Linked DNA regions of Homo sapiens: region 1 is linked to region 2. Evidence: chromatin contacts called from ENCODE Hi-C or POLR2A ChIA-PET data. All regions are on one chromosome and are shown on one strand. The core of a region is the stretch at or near the end of the contact, and the rest is flanking DNA. Distances in the headings are between cores, read along the strand shown.

Region 1 (5,716 bases), core at 1,745-4,244, 110 kb before region 2:
ACACACAGGGATTTATACACAAACCTACAGGATACACACGTGCCGAGGCTTAAAGGAGGCTGTACTTTTTACACCCTCTGCAGAGTCGGACGTGACCAACCCGTCTCTTGCAGGGACCCTCCTCACACTGCCTCTCCTTCCCAAGGCCCAACTCGCTGGGCGCCCTGATCTCTCTCATATCTCCTTCTCCTTGGAAGCCTTCCCCTATTACTGCCATGTGCCGAAAAACAGACCACCCTGTCCCCATTGCTAGGCCTGAAATTCCACCACTAGAATCAGAGCCATAGAATGTCAAAGCTGGAATGGACCTTCCGGCTCTAGTCCAACCCCCACCCCACAGAGGAATCCTGTCCGCAGACACCCTGACAGATGGCTGCTGGCGTCCTTTCCTAGGCTTCTCCAGGAAGGACTCAGAGGGCAGCCCTGTGGACCAGTCCACTCCTTGAGTCTAGAAGGAATTCACCTTTCTTAGGGTCAGTCTCCTATGGAAGGCACTGGTGCCTGGGTGGGGTAACGAGGGAAGTTTGGTCGGCCTGAATCCGCAGCTGCTTATCTGGGGAGGAGCTGCACAGAGGAGGGGGACCCACCAGGGAGGCAGGCAGGTGCCAGAGCTGCTGCACAGGCCAGCCTGGTCCCTCGCCTGGAGCCAGCACATGTGCACACACAGACTCCCACCTTGACAGAGCCACCTGTCACAGCCCAAGCAGGGCCTCGGTAGAACCTGGAGGCAGAGGGGGACCATTTTGCCCCAGAAACCCAGCAGGAACTCCCTACAACCCAACTCTCCAAAGGCAGGCAGCTCAGAAAACTACCTGGAGATGGCCCCTGCTAGCCAACCAAAGAGGGTCCCCGGGATGCCTGGCCCCCCAAATCCCACAGGCCAGTCCTAACACCCAGGCAATAGCAAGGCGAATAGCTCCCCTGGCTGCAGCTGTCACATCTGCCCGCGAGGGAGGAGGCGACACTGGAGCAGCACCTGATCCCAGGATCCCTTCGTAGCCGCCCGCCCAGGAGGCGGGTTCAGCCGCTGGCAGCCTAGGGTGAAACATGAAGACTGAGCAGGCCCTCAGGGATGCTGATGGCAGTCTCTGGGCACGGCAGTGAGGGGCAAGTTGGGTCACAGGGCGGACAGCGCTTCTCCCCAAGGCTTCTGTCCCCGCTGGTTTGGAGGGGGGGTAGCTGCGCGGCCCTGGGGCTCGGCCCTGCCCACCCTCCCGCCTGCCGCAGGCCAGAGCTGCCCTGCTGGGTGCCAGACGCCATGTTGGGTCAAGGTGCAGCCGCAGGGGGCTCCCCTCAGGAGCCGGGGGAGGCAGCCCCTGGGAACCAGAGGGCACTGCTCCCCGCCCAGGGCGCCAACACCTCCTCAACTGGCCGTGCAGCGGAGAGAGGGTGCCAGGACGGAGGGGATGAGGAGAGGGGGAGAAATGGCAGAGGGGCGCTGGGGTGGGAGAGGGTGCCCCCAAGAAGGGAGGCTTCAGGAAAGCGAAAAGCAGTTTGGCAGCCCCAGGGCCGCGGGCCCCAGCGATGAGGGGCTGGGGGAGGCCAGGGGCGGGCCCTGGACCCGCGCCAGCCCGGTCCGCGCCGAAGGGGAGGGAAGGCAGGGCGGCCTGGGGGAGGGGAACTGGGGTGAGGGCGGGACACGGACAGCCGCCGCCTGCGGCTCCGAAGCTCGAGGTCTCCCGGGGTGCGGGGACGTGGGGCCGAAGACCCCGCTCCGCAGCCGCGGCGAGGCCTCGTCCTTCACTGTGCAGATGCGAAGCTTTCAAGGACACGTCTGCACCGGCCCGGCGGGGTGCGTGTGCGTGAGTGTGTCCGCGTGCGTGGGAGTGTGCGCGGGGGTGCTGGAGGGGCGACCCCGGGCGTACCCCCCCTGCGCCGCTCCCGGTCCCGGCCCCGCTACTTCCACCCCCGCGTTTTCCGGCCCCCGCGGCCCGGGCCCGGGCCCGGGATCCTCGCCCGCCCCCGCCCCGCCCCCACATTGCGGCGCCGCCACCGCGGCCGCCCGGGCACCCACGGCCCGCGGTGGGGACAGGGAGGAGCCGGGCACGACCACCCCTCTCCGTGCCGCCGGCACTCCGGGGGAAGGTGTGCCCCCAAGGCGGGCGCTCTCCCCGGCCCCGCCGCCCCTCCCGGCCCCGCCGGCGCCCCGCACCCCCAGCCACAGGTGGCCGGAGGAGGATCGCGGCGCGGCGCTCCCCGGCCCGGCCCCGCCATCACCCCTCGGCCCGCCCCCGGGGGCCTCCCGGGTCCCCCGCCCCGCGGGGCCGAGGAGGGCCGGGCGCCGGGGGGAGGGGCGGGGGGCCGGGTCGTGCCAGGCTGCCATTTTCTGCCGCCGCCGCGGAGCCTGCGCGGGGCCCGGCCCCCGCCCCCTCCCCCGCTCCCCCGGGCCGCCGCGGGGGCCGATCCTTCTGGGTCGGGGTCCGCGCCCTCCGGCGCCCTGGCCGCGGGCTCCAGGCGGGGCCGCGGGGCTGGGGCAGAGCCCGGAAGGCGGGGGCGGCCCGGCCGGGGCCCCTGCGGCAGCGGCGAGCCGGGCACCGCGGCGCAGGCCGGCGGTGGAGGGGCCCCCCGCGGCATTGTATAGACTTGAACTTGAGCCCGGAGCCGGGCGGGGGCGGGGAGGGGGGTCCGCGCCGGGAGCGGGCGGGACGGGAGGGGGCGCCTGCCGAGCCCGCGGGGACATAAACAAACCCTCAAATCCCCCGCGCCGCCCCGGCCAGCCCGGCCCGCCGTCCCCGCCTGCAGTCCCGGCCCCACGGGCGCCCGGCGCCGAGTTGCAGGGGTCCGGGAGCGTGCCCCGAGCCGGGCACTGCCAGCCGCGGCGCCCCCCGCCCGGCTCCCCGGCTCCCCGCCGCCTCCGGGCCGGCCTTCCGGGCCGCCAGCAGCGGCGCTCATTACCGTATGGCCGGTGGGGTCGGGCCGGCCCGGCTGCGCGCCCTGGTGCCGCGGCGCCGCGTCCCGGCTCGTCCTCTGCTCTCGCCGCCGCCGCCGCCCGCGCGCCCTCCCTCCCTCCCGGCCCGCCTGCCTGCCTCGCTCGCTCGCTCCCTCCCTCCGCTCGCTGTCGCGCTCCCTCTCTCCGCCTCCTCCGCCGGGTCCCCCCCTCCCACCCCTTCTCTCCGCCTTCCTCCTTCCCTCCCTCCGGCCGCCCGCGGGCCCAGGCCTCCGCCCGCCGCTCGCCCCCCGCGGCCGCGCTGGCCCCGGCCCCGGCGCTGCGGAGCCGGCCCGGGAGGCAGCGCCGACTGGGGGGCCCCGGGGCGCCGCGGCGGGAGCGGCCTGGGCGCGCGGCCGGTCCTAGCGCCCTCGGCGCGACTTCCCGGCCTCTGCGGCCCCGCCGGGGTCCCCGCACGCCGCTTGGCGGAGGTCTGGACCCCGCACCGCCCAGACCGGGGGCCGGGCCCCGGGCGCCCCGCCTCGGCCGCGCTCCCGGCCACTCAGAGCCCCTCGAGTCGTAGCCGAGCTCCGGGCCTCGCCGCAGCCCTCCCCACGCTGGGCGCCCCGCTACCTGGCGCTGCTTCTGCGCTGGGTCCCCGCATCCAGCACTGGCCGCAGGGACAGCGGCCCCTCCTCTCCCCGGGCCGGTGTCAAGTGCCTCCCCCCGCAGCCCGCGGAGCCCCCGGCGGCCTTCGCCCTGCAGTTCTCCCGACCTCCGCCAGAGCCCACTGCGCTCTGCCTGCCTCAGCACTGGGGCTGGGGACAGCAGCGCTGGCCCAACCGCGCCGCAACCCCCAGCCAGGTGCCGCCGCGGAGTAGAGGCCACTCTGCTCTACAGGGCCAAGGTCGGAGCGCCAGGCTCCTCCTGGCCGTCCCGCAGGCTCCAAAGCCTCTCTGAGATGAGCTGCCTTGAAGGGAGTGAGTTCCCCGTACCTTGAGGTGTCCAAGTAGAGTTGGGTGTCCTCAGTTGGGCACTGGAAGACTGAAAGATTTCATGAGGTGGGAGGTTGAATGAAATGACATTGAAGGTCTCTTCCAGCTGGAAGATTCTGTGTGTGCCTACACACCGCCCTCACCCCTTCACCGTGGGGGCTGTTCTCCTTCCCCATGGAGCGCTCAGGGCTCTAGGTTCCTGACTTGGGGCACCTCTGTCTAATTCCACCAGCACAGCCACTCACTATGTGCTCATCTCACTCCTCCAGCAGCCGCTGTAGGACTTGGGGCTGGGCACCCCCCCACCCCCGCCTCCAGCCTCCTTGCGCGCCCCAGCACCCCACCAGCCACCCGCAGCTCTGCACCCCGAATTCTACTCAGCACTTCAGCTATATCACAGTGCCCTGAGCTCCCTGACTGGCACAGGACATGGCGTGCTCCCTTCCCAGGGACCCGCCATCCTACTTGTGGGCAGGGATTGCTGGAGTTGGTGGTGGGACTCACTTCACAGTGAAGCGGATCCTACTTTTCCCTTCTCCCCATGCAGCCCAGCACCCGCCCCCCCAACGCCACCCTTTTAGCGTCACAGAACCGAGTTGCCAAGTTCTCTGGGACCGGGAGCTGACCTTTCATACAGACGGGAAGGTTTTCCTTCGGGAGGTTCTCCAATGCTTCCAGGTCCCTCCGTCTCCCCAACCCCCACCCTGAGCCTCGATATCTGAGACCAGCTTCTAGGCCATAGTTCTGGCCGTTTTCAGTGTCACCCTCACTCAAGTGGCCACCCCGCCCTACTGATGATAGGCCCTGCTGTCCATGGTCCCCACCGGCCCAGAGACTCCCAGTGCTCTGTGAGGACAGGGGCCGCGTCTGTCATCCCTGTAGCCCAGCACTTGGTGCTAGGAGATTCTCAGTAAACCTTGGTGGAATTAACATGTGACCCTCCTGGGCTGTTCGCTTTCTACATCAGGAGGGGCATCCGTGAACACTCTAAATGGCGCACCCAGCTTGGCAAAGGAGAAGACCGTTTATAGAAGGATGACTGAGATACCTCTGCCTTCATCAAGGGCTTACATATAACACGGCCCCAAACAGCAGCGACTGTTTACTGAGTGTCTACTATGTGCCAGGCACCAGACATGGTATTTTCTCTAGTCTTCACTAGCCCTGTGATATGGCTTGTACTCTCCTCACGCTACAGATGAAGAAACTGAGGCTCAGTCTTAGTCAAAGCCATACAGTTGGGAAGTGGCAGAGTCAGGATTCAAAGCCAGGTTCATCCGGCTCTGAAATCACCCCACATCACATCTTTTTTTTTTTTCTTTTATTGAGACACAGTCTCGCTCTGTTGCCCAGACTGGAGTGCAGTGGAGTGATCATGGCTCACTGTAGCCTCGACATTCTGGGCTCAACCAATCCTCCTGCCTCAGCCTTCTGAGTATCTGGGACTATAGATGCACACCACCATGCCTGGCTAATTTATTATTATTATTTGTAGAGATAGGGGCCTCTCTATGTTGATCAGGCTGGTCTTGAACTCCTGGGCTCAGGTGATGCTCCTATCTCAGGCTCCCAAGGTGTTGGGATGACAGGCATGAGCCATCGTGCCCAGCCCACACCACACTTTTGAAACATAGTTGCTCTTAAGAAGCTGAAATTCAGTGGGTGCAGTGGCTCACGCCTGTAACCCCAGCACTTTGGGAGGCCGAGGCGGGAGGATCACTTGAGGTCAGGAGTTCAAGACCAGCCTGGCTAACATGGTGAAACCCCGTCTCTACTTAAAATACAAAATTAGCTGGGTGTCATGGCGCATGCTTGTAAACCCAGTTACTCGGGAGGCTGAGGCAGGAGAATCGCT
Region 2 (6,447 bases), core at 2,705-5,204:
TGCTATGAACATTCTTGTACAACGCTTTTTGTGAACATGTTTTCATTTCTCTTGGATAAATATCTAAGAGTAGAATTGCTGGGTCATAGTATAAATTTTGCTTCTTTAAGAAACTGCCAAATAGTTTTCCAAAGTAGCTGTATGATTTTATAGGCCCGCCAACAACAGGGTGAGATTTCTGGTTGCTCCACATCCTCTCCAACATTTGGTATCATCCAACTTTTTCATTGTAGCCATTCTGGTGGGTATACAGTGGTATCATTGGCATTTTCCTGATGATTAATGATATCAAGCACATTTTCATGTGCTTATTGGCCACTGGCATATCTTCTTTGTGGAATATCTGTTCAAGTCTTTTGCTCATTTTTTAAAAAAGGCTTGTCTTTTTATTGCTGAGGTGCAGGAATTCTTTATATATTCTGTCCTTTGTCAGACATGTTTTGCAAATATTTTCTTTCAGATAGTGGTTTGTCTGTTTTTCTTTTTCTTTTTTTTTTTTTTGACAGAGTCTCGCTCTGTCACCCAGGGTGGAGTACAGTGGCGTGATCTTGGCTCACTGCAAGCTCCACCTCCCAGGTTCATGCCATCCTCCTGCCTTAGCCTCCCAAGTAGCTGGGACTACAGGCGCACACTGCCACGCCCGGCTAATTTTTTGTATTTTTAGTAGATATGGGGTTTCACCGTGTTAGCCAGGATAGTCTCGATCTCCTGACCTTGTGACCCGCCTGCCTTGAATAGTATCTTCTAATGAGCAAAAGATTTTACATTTGATAGGGTCTAATTTATCAATTTTTAAAATGGTTTGTGATCCCTATAAACTCTAATGAATTTTTATTCTTCCTAAGAGAATGAAGAATTATTCTCCTATACTTTTAGTAGCTTTATGGTTTTAGCTTTTATGTTTAAGTTTATGATACATTTCAAATTGATTTATTTGTATGGTATGAGGCAGGGGTTGAGATTCTTTTCTTCCCTGTGTAGATATCCAGTTGTTCCAACAGCATTTGTTAAAAATAGAAAGAGTTTCCTTTTCTGACTGATTTGCTTCTTACCTTTGTTGAAAGTCATTTGACCTTACACATGAGTGTCTTTTATGGATACTCTATTCTGTTCCTTTGATTTATTTGTTCATCCTTTTGCCAGTATCTTACTTTCTTGATTACTATAGCTTTATAGTAAGTCTTAATGTCAAGTAGGATTAAGTCTGCCAACTTTGTTTTTCTTTTTCAAGACTGTTATGGTTATTCTAGGTCCTTTGGTTCTCCAAATACATTTTAAAAACAGTTTGCTAATTTCTATAAAAAAGCCTGTTGAGATTTGAATTGGTATTAAATCTATAGATCAATTTAGGAAAATCTGCCATCCTAACAATATTAAATCTTTTAATCCATCAATATGGCATACCTCTTCATTTATTTAGGTTTTCTTTAATTTCTTTTAGCAATGTTTTACAGTTTTCAGACTTGAACATCTTCCATTAAATTTATCCATAAGTATTTGGTATTTTTAATGCTACAGTAAATAGTATTTTTCTTTTTGTGAGACAGGGTCTTGCTCTGTTGCCCAGGCTGGAGTGCAGTGGAACAATCATGGCTCACTGCAGCCTTGACCTCCCCGGGCTCAACTAATCTTCCCACCTCAGCCTTCCCAGCATCTGGGACTACAGGTGCGTGCTACCACACCTGGCTAATTTTTGTATTTTTTATAGAGACAGCATTTCACTATGCTGCCAGAGGGTGGTCTCAAACTCCTGAGCTCAAGTGATCTGCCCGCCTCAGCCTCCCAAGGTGCTGGGATATACACTTTATATCTTGTAGCAATACTATAAAATTTACTTATCTGTTCTACTAGTGTTTTTTTAGATTTCTTAGGACTTCATATGCACAATCATGTCATCTTCAAATAAAGACTGCTTTACTTCTGTCTTTCCAATATTTATACCCCTTTCTTCTTGTCTTGTTGCATTAATTAGGTCCTCCAGTATAATTTAGAATAGAGGTGGTGAAAGTGGATATCTCTGAATTGTTCCCAATATTAGGGGGAAATATTTCAAAATTTAAACTGTAGGTGTGATCTTAACTGTAGGTTTTTGTAGGTGTTCTTTATCAGGGTGAGGAAGTTTCCTTCTACTCTTAGCATGTGGAAAAGTGGAAAGTGTCCCCGAGGTACCTGTTCTCCTAAATTTCATGTCTACTATTCCCTTTCCATTTGCATATTAAAGTAATGCTAATTTCTGCTACTCTCCTGGGATCCTCCATTAACTTACCACGTTTCCTGCTTCTGCAGCCAGCCGGGCAGCATAGCGAGCTATAAGACGGTGTTCCTCATCCAGTCGGCTAGGACTGTCCAGAACACTGCCAAGGAAATAAAAATGCAACAAGTGTCTATTAAACATCCCTTATTCTTGTTCCATTCTCAGAAAGAACAGATGGAAGAAAAGCTCATAAAAGAATGGTAATAAAAGAACTAGAGGCCTGGGTCATAGATACTAATGGTCTTCTGAAAAAAAGGGGATTTAGAGAAATGAGGAGGCCACATTTGTCATTCCTCACTGGCAGCACATCCCCGCTGCTCCTCCACCATCAAAGGGGCACTTCATTTTGAATGCAAGGCCTGAGAAAACACAGGGCACCCACAAAGTCTGAGGCAGGGATTTCTAACCAAATGTTTAAAACTGATGACTTTTTAGACCTTGATCTCAAATTCAAAAAGACCAAGAGAAAACTAAAGCATCATGAAAAACAGAGGGCTGAGAAAAAATATACTTAACACTGGCTAAGCAAAAGTTTGGCCTTGCCAGGGCAGGCCAAACACACTGTAAAGCTGGAAAGATTCCATGACATCAAATATTCCCCTTTTCATGCCCCTTTCTCTTCCTTTACTATGCTCATTCTACATCTATAGCCCCATCTTGGAGTTAATTAGTTTAATGCATTACTTTTCAACAAGAGTACCAATACTCTAAAAATCTAAGGACCCATTCAGACAGGCTATCAGACAATGTGGTATCTGGATGAGGGAAGGGTTCTTGAGTAATAGGCTGGCTCTGCATATGGGATGCTGATATGGAACTTCTGATTCTGAAATACATGACTTCTTTAGTATACCAAATGCTATTTATCCTTATCAAGACAGTCCTAGATTAATAGGGACTGTGGCTATATAATTCTCTGTTTAGGACTGGCAGATGCTTTAAGACGACAGTGATGATGTTGACTAAATGACCAGAGGTGGCTGTTGTGGCTTACCTCCACTTTGGCCCTATGTTCTTGGGTTTCCAAAAACCCTTGATCAGAGTTTGGCAGTATGACAAGTCATACAGAAAAATTTAAAGACATGACTTCAATACTCATCGAAGTTTGTTATAATTACTGAGGGGAATCTGGGAAGGGTGTGGCTAAATCAATAAAGACCTGTCTGAACTTTTCATGTGTAGAATCAACTATATTTTTTCTAGTTTTTTTTTTTTTAATCTTTCTATCTCTTTGGCTAAGTCTTTAAGCTTAACTTAGTCTTTCTTCTGGGATTTTTTTTTAAGTGCTTCGAGTCTTCGCCTATGACATTTGTCAACACTTTATAATTTTAAGCATGCAAATATCCATCTTCAGGATGATCACCCTCTCAAAAATGATCTTGTAATAAGAACAGACTACTATTAGGCGGCTTTAATATTTTAGGGTCAAGGCCCCAAGGTGAGAGATAAACTATAATATTTGTGCTTTAAAGGTATTTGTCTGAAATAAGAGAACTATCTTTTAAATTAAAAAAAAAACAATAAAAATGAATGCTTAACGATACAAGTGGATCATATTATGGAGGGATTGGTAGCCGAAGAAGTGGGGCCTAAAGTGGCTGACCTCTGTTATCTGGCAAGGGATACAATAGGTTCTTCTGTGCAAAAGAGCTCCTTTTTCTCAATCACATTCTATCTCCTTAGGAAGGTTGATCCTATTTGTCATTTATACATGAGTGTGGATGACAGACTGCTTTAATTGGCTATGTTTTCTAGCCAGAAACTAGAAGCTTGTGTTGATGAGAGGTTTTAAGGTCAATGATTAGAAAGGATCCTTATTCTTCTGTTTGAATTGACTTTCATTTTCAGAATTAGTTAGCCAGAAAAGTTCTGACTTCTCGGAAGAAGTATGAAGCTCAGCTTCTTAGATTACTAATCAAGAAGTCATGTAGTACTCACTCACTCATCATGTTCTCCCAGGGCTACCAGCCACCAATTTTTGTTCAGGGAGCCAAGGTGAGACTTCAGGGCCTTAGCTAAACCTACCATAAATCTTATTGGGCTAAATTACTAGGTAACAGTCTCTTGTCAAACATTCTGCTGCTATTTTTACCATGGAAACTTTTGCTCACTCTGGACAATTGCCTTTAGTGATAATAAAGAATTTGTCTTGCCTAGGGTGAAACAACTCTGTTCCTAGAGACCAAGAGGCTGGGACAGTGTGCAAAGAAATCATCTGTTGGATGAGGAGACACTCTGTGATGCAGTGCACACAATTATCAGGCCCTTCCTTCCCTCCTAGAGGGTAAGCCTATTAAACATATTTAGAAGCTTAGAAAACCCTACTTCTCAGCCGGGCGTAGTGGCTCATGCCTGTAATCCCAGCACTTTGGGAGGCTGAGGCCGGCGGATCACGAGGTCAGGAGATCGGGACCATCCTGGCTAACACAGTGAGACCCCGTCTCTACTAAAAATATACAAAAAAATTAGCTGGGTGTGGTGATGAGCGCCTGTGGTCCCAGCTACTCGGGAGGTTGAGGCAGGAGAATGGCATGAAGCCGGGAGGCAGAGCTTGCAGTGAGCTGAGATGGCACCACTGCGCTCCAACCTGGACGACACAGTGAGACTCTGTCTCAAAAAAAAAAAAAAAGAAAAGAAAACTCTACTTCTCCAAGCTTTAGAGATACATAAATACCCCAGAATAGTGATGCTATTTAGTCATATCAGGAAAACTATGGAAAACGGTATAAAGTATAATATTTAAAAGTCTTTTTCATATGTATATTTCCCAACTGACTATTAATTTATTCTTCTGTTATTAGGGGAAGTAGCAGCAAGGTCAGATGACCCTCCCAAGGAGCCATGGCATGCTATAAGCAAAACTAAGATCAAAATTTAAAGCTTCAGCCTCTGTTATGTGTACAGCTTATAAATTATGGTTTTCTCTCTAAGAACAAGAATCTCAAAGCATGGCTTTCCAAGTTGTTTGGCACTGTGATTCTTCTTTGCTGTTATGTAGGGGAAGGATGGCTTTAGATTGCTTAAACTTTACCTGTCATCCTACTTGAAGAATGGTGGTGGGTGTGGGCATGGAGTGAGCAGGAGACTTTGGACCTACCTGAAAGTAATACCACTTTTTTCGGTATTAAATCTTTTAAAAAAAGGATTAACTTTGCTATAGTTAGCAGTTATCAAACGTTTTTCCATCCCAAACCACTGAAGAATCAGACACATTCTCTTATTAACAGTGAGTCACTACCGCAGTAGTTTTCAGGGTAAGGGGAATGTGGAGCTATTATAATACATGTAACTATTATAATATGAGAGGGTCTACATAATTTGGAAAAAGACCCTCAGGTGACAGTGACCCAATACCATTGTTGGGAATCACCGGTTTAAATAATCAACACTGACAGATTCCTGCTAACAGATAAAGGGTGGTAAAGATGTAATAGGGTGACAGTATCAAAGTCCCCAGATAAGACAAAGTGGGATATCTGTGGGTTGATCAACTCTAAACTTGGAATGTCAATAGAAAGATTTCATTAGTTAGGTAAGAATGAACAGGAAGAGGTTGCATCAGATACCTCTGTGAGTACTGCGATCCCTCATAGGTTTATATATTTTTTGAGTGTAAGCTGAAGGAAGTGAACCCCACTTTAAAGGAGAATGTCTGACTCCATGTTTAGGTCAGCGCCCAGGCTTGGCAAGCCTCCCTCTCTTGTAGAAGCTAATGCTTAGCAACTATTTTAACTCTGCCAAACATAGCTGGTAGCTGCTCAAGAAAAACCTGACATGCAGTTTTTTTTCCAGCTGACAACCCCAGGTAGCAAAGCTCTCCCTCCCTCTGATCACCCGTGGCTACCCACTGCTGCTGCACCACCACTGACCGTGCACAGTGCTGCAGACGGGCCACATAGGAGGCTATCAGCGCATGCTCATCGGCCAAGTGACTGGGTATATCCTGGCTATACTGTAACCTAGGAACAATGGAGGCAAAGACAGCAAGCGTGACACAAACACATACAGAGGGAGAAATGAACATGGATTAAAATGAGCAAACTTCAAAGAAAAATTTAAAAAATAATAAATCATGATAAGGAAAACAATAAAAAACCCACAATGCATAATGGAATATGGTGTTAGATCCTCAGGAATCCATCTCTCAAATCCTTTAAACAAAAGCAGTCCTTCAGGAGTGGCGCTGGCCCACT

The links. Hi-C counts contacts between places; a loop is a spot of excess contacts on that map. ChIA-PET counts read pairs that join two places held with the same protein, here RNA polymerase II (POLR2A). Pooled maps may share reads with other maps.
Region 1: a pooled map shows a loop between it and region 2 (8-fold over the local background). The contact joins the promoter of DNMT3A here to the enhancer-like site in region 2. A Hi-C loop is called at or near these places in 7 of 50 pooled maps. POLR2A ChIA-PET finds 5 or more read pairs at or near these places in 5 of 52 experiments (GM10248, WTC11, activated CD8-positive, alpha-beta T cell and 2 more).

What each region holds. Positions count from the first base shown.
Region 1 is chr2:25,338,931-25,344,646 of GRCh38, forward strand. DNMT3A (DNA methyltransferase 3 alpha) reads right to left here and starts at 2,995. Exons shown (of 23, transcript NM_022552.5): 1 at 2,896-2,995. RefSeq lists silencers at 1,718-1,837, 2,118-2,357, 2,458-2,627, 2,918-3,127, 3,188-3,667 and an enhancer at 3,788-3,907.
Region 2 is chr2:25,449,282-25,455,728 of GRCh38, forward strand. It overlaps DTNB (dystrobrevin beta), which reads right to left. Exons shown (of 21, transcript NM_021907.5): 11 at 6,124-6,213; 12 at 2,267-2,354. Among named protein-coding and RNA genes, the nearest start is that of DTNB-AS1, 31 kb to the left of the region's middle. RefSeq lists an enhancer at 3,912-3,971. Within about 2 kb of position 3,955, at least 2 of the 41 ENCODE cell types and tissues checked have a DNase peak (open chromatin) inside an H3K27ac peak, as active enhancers do.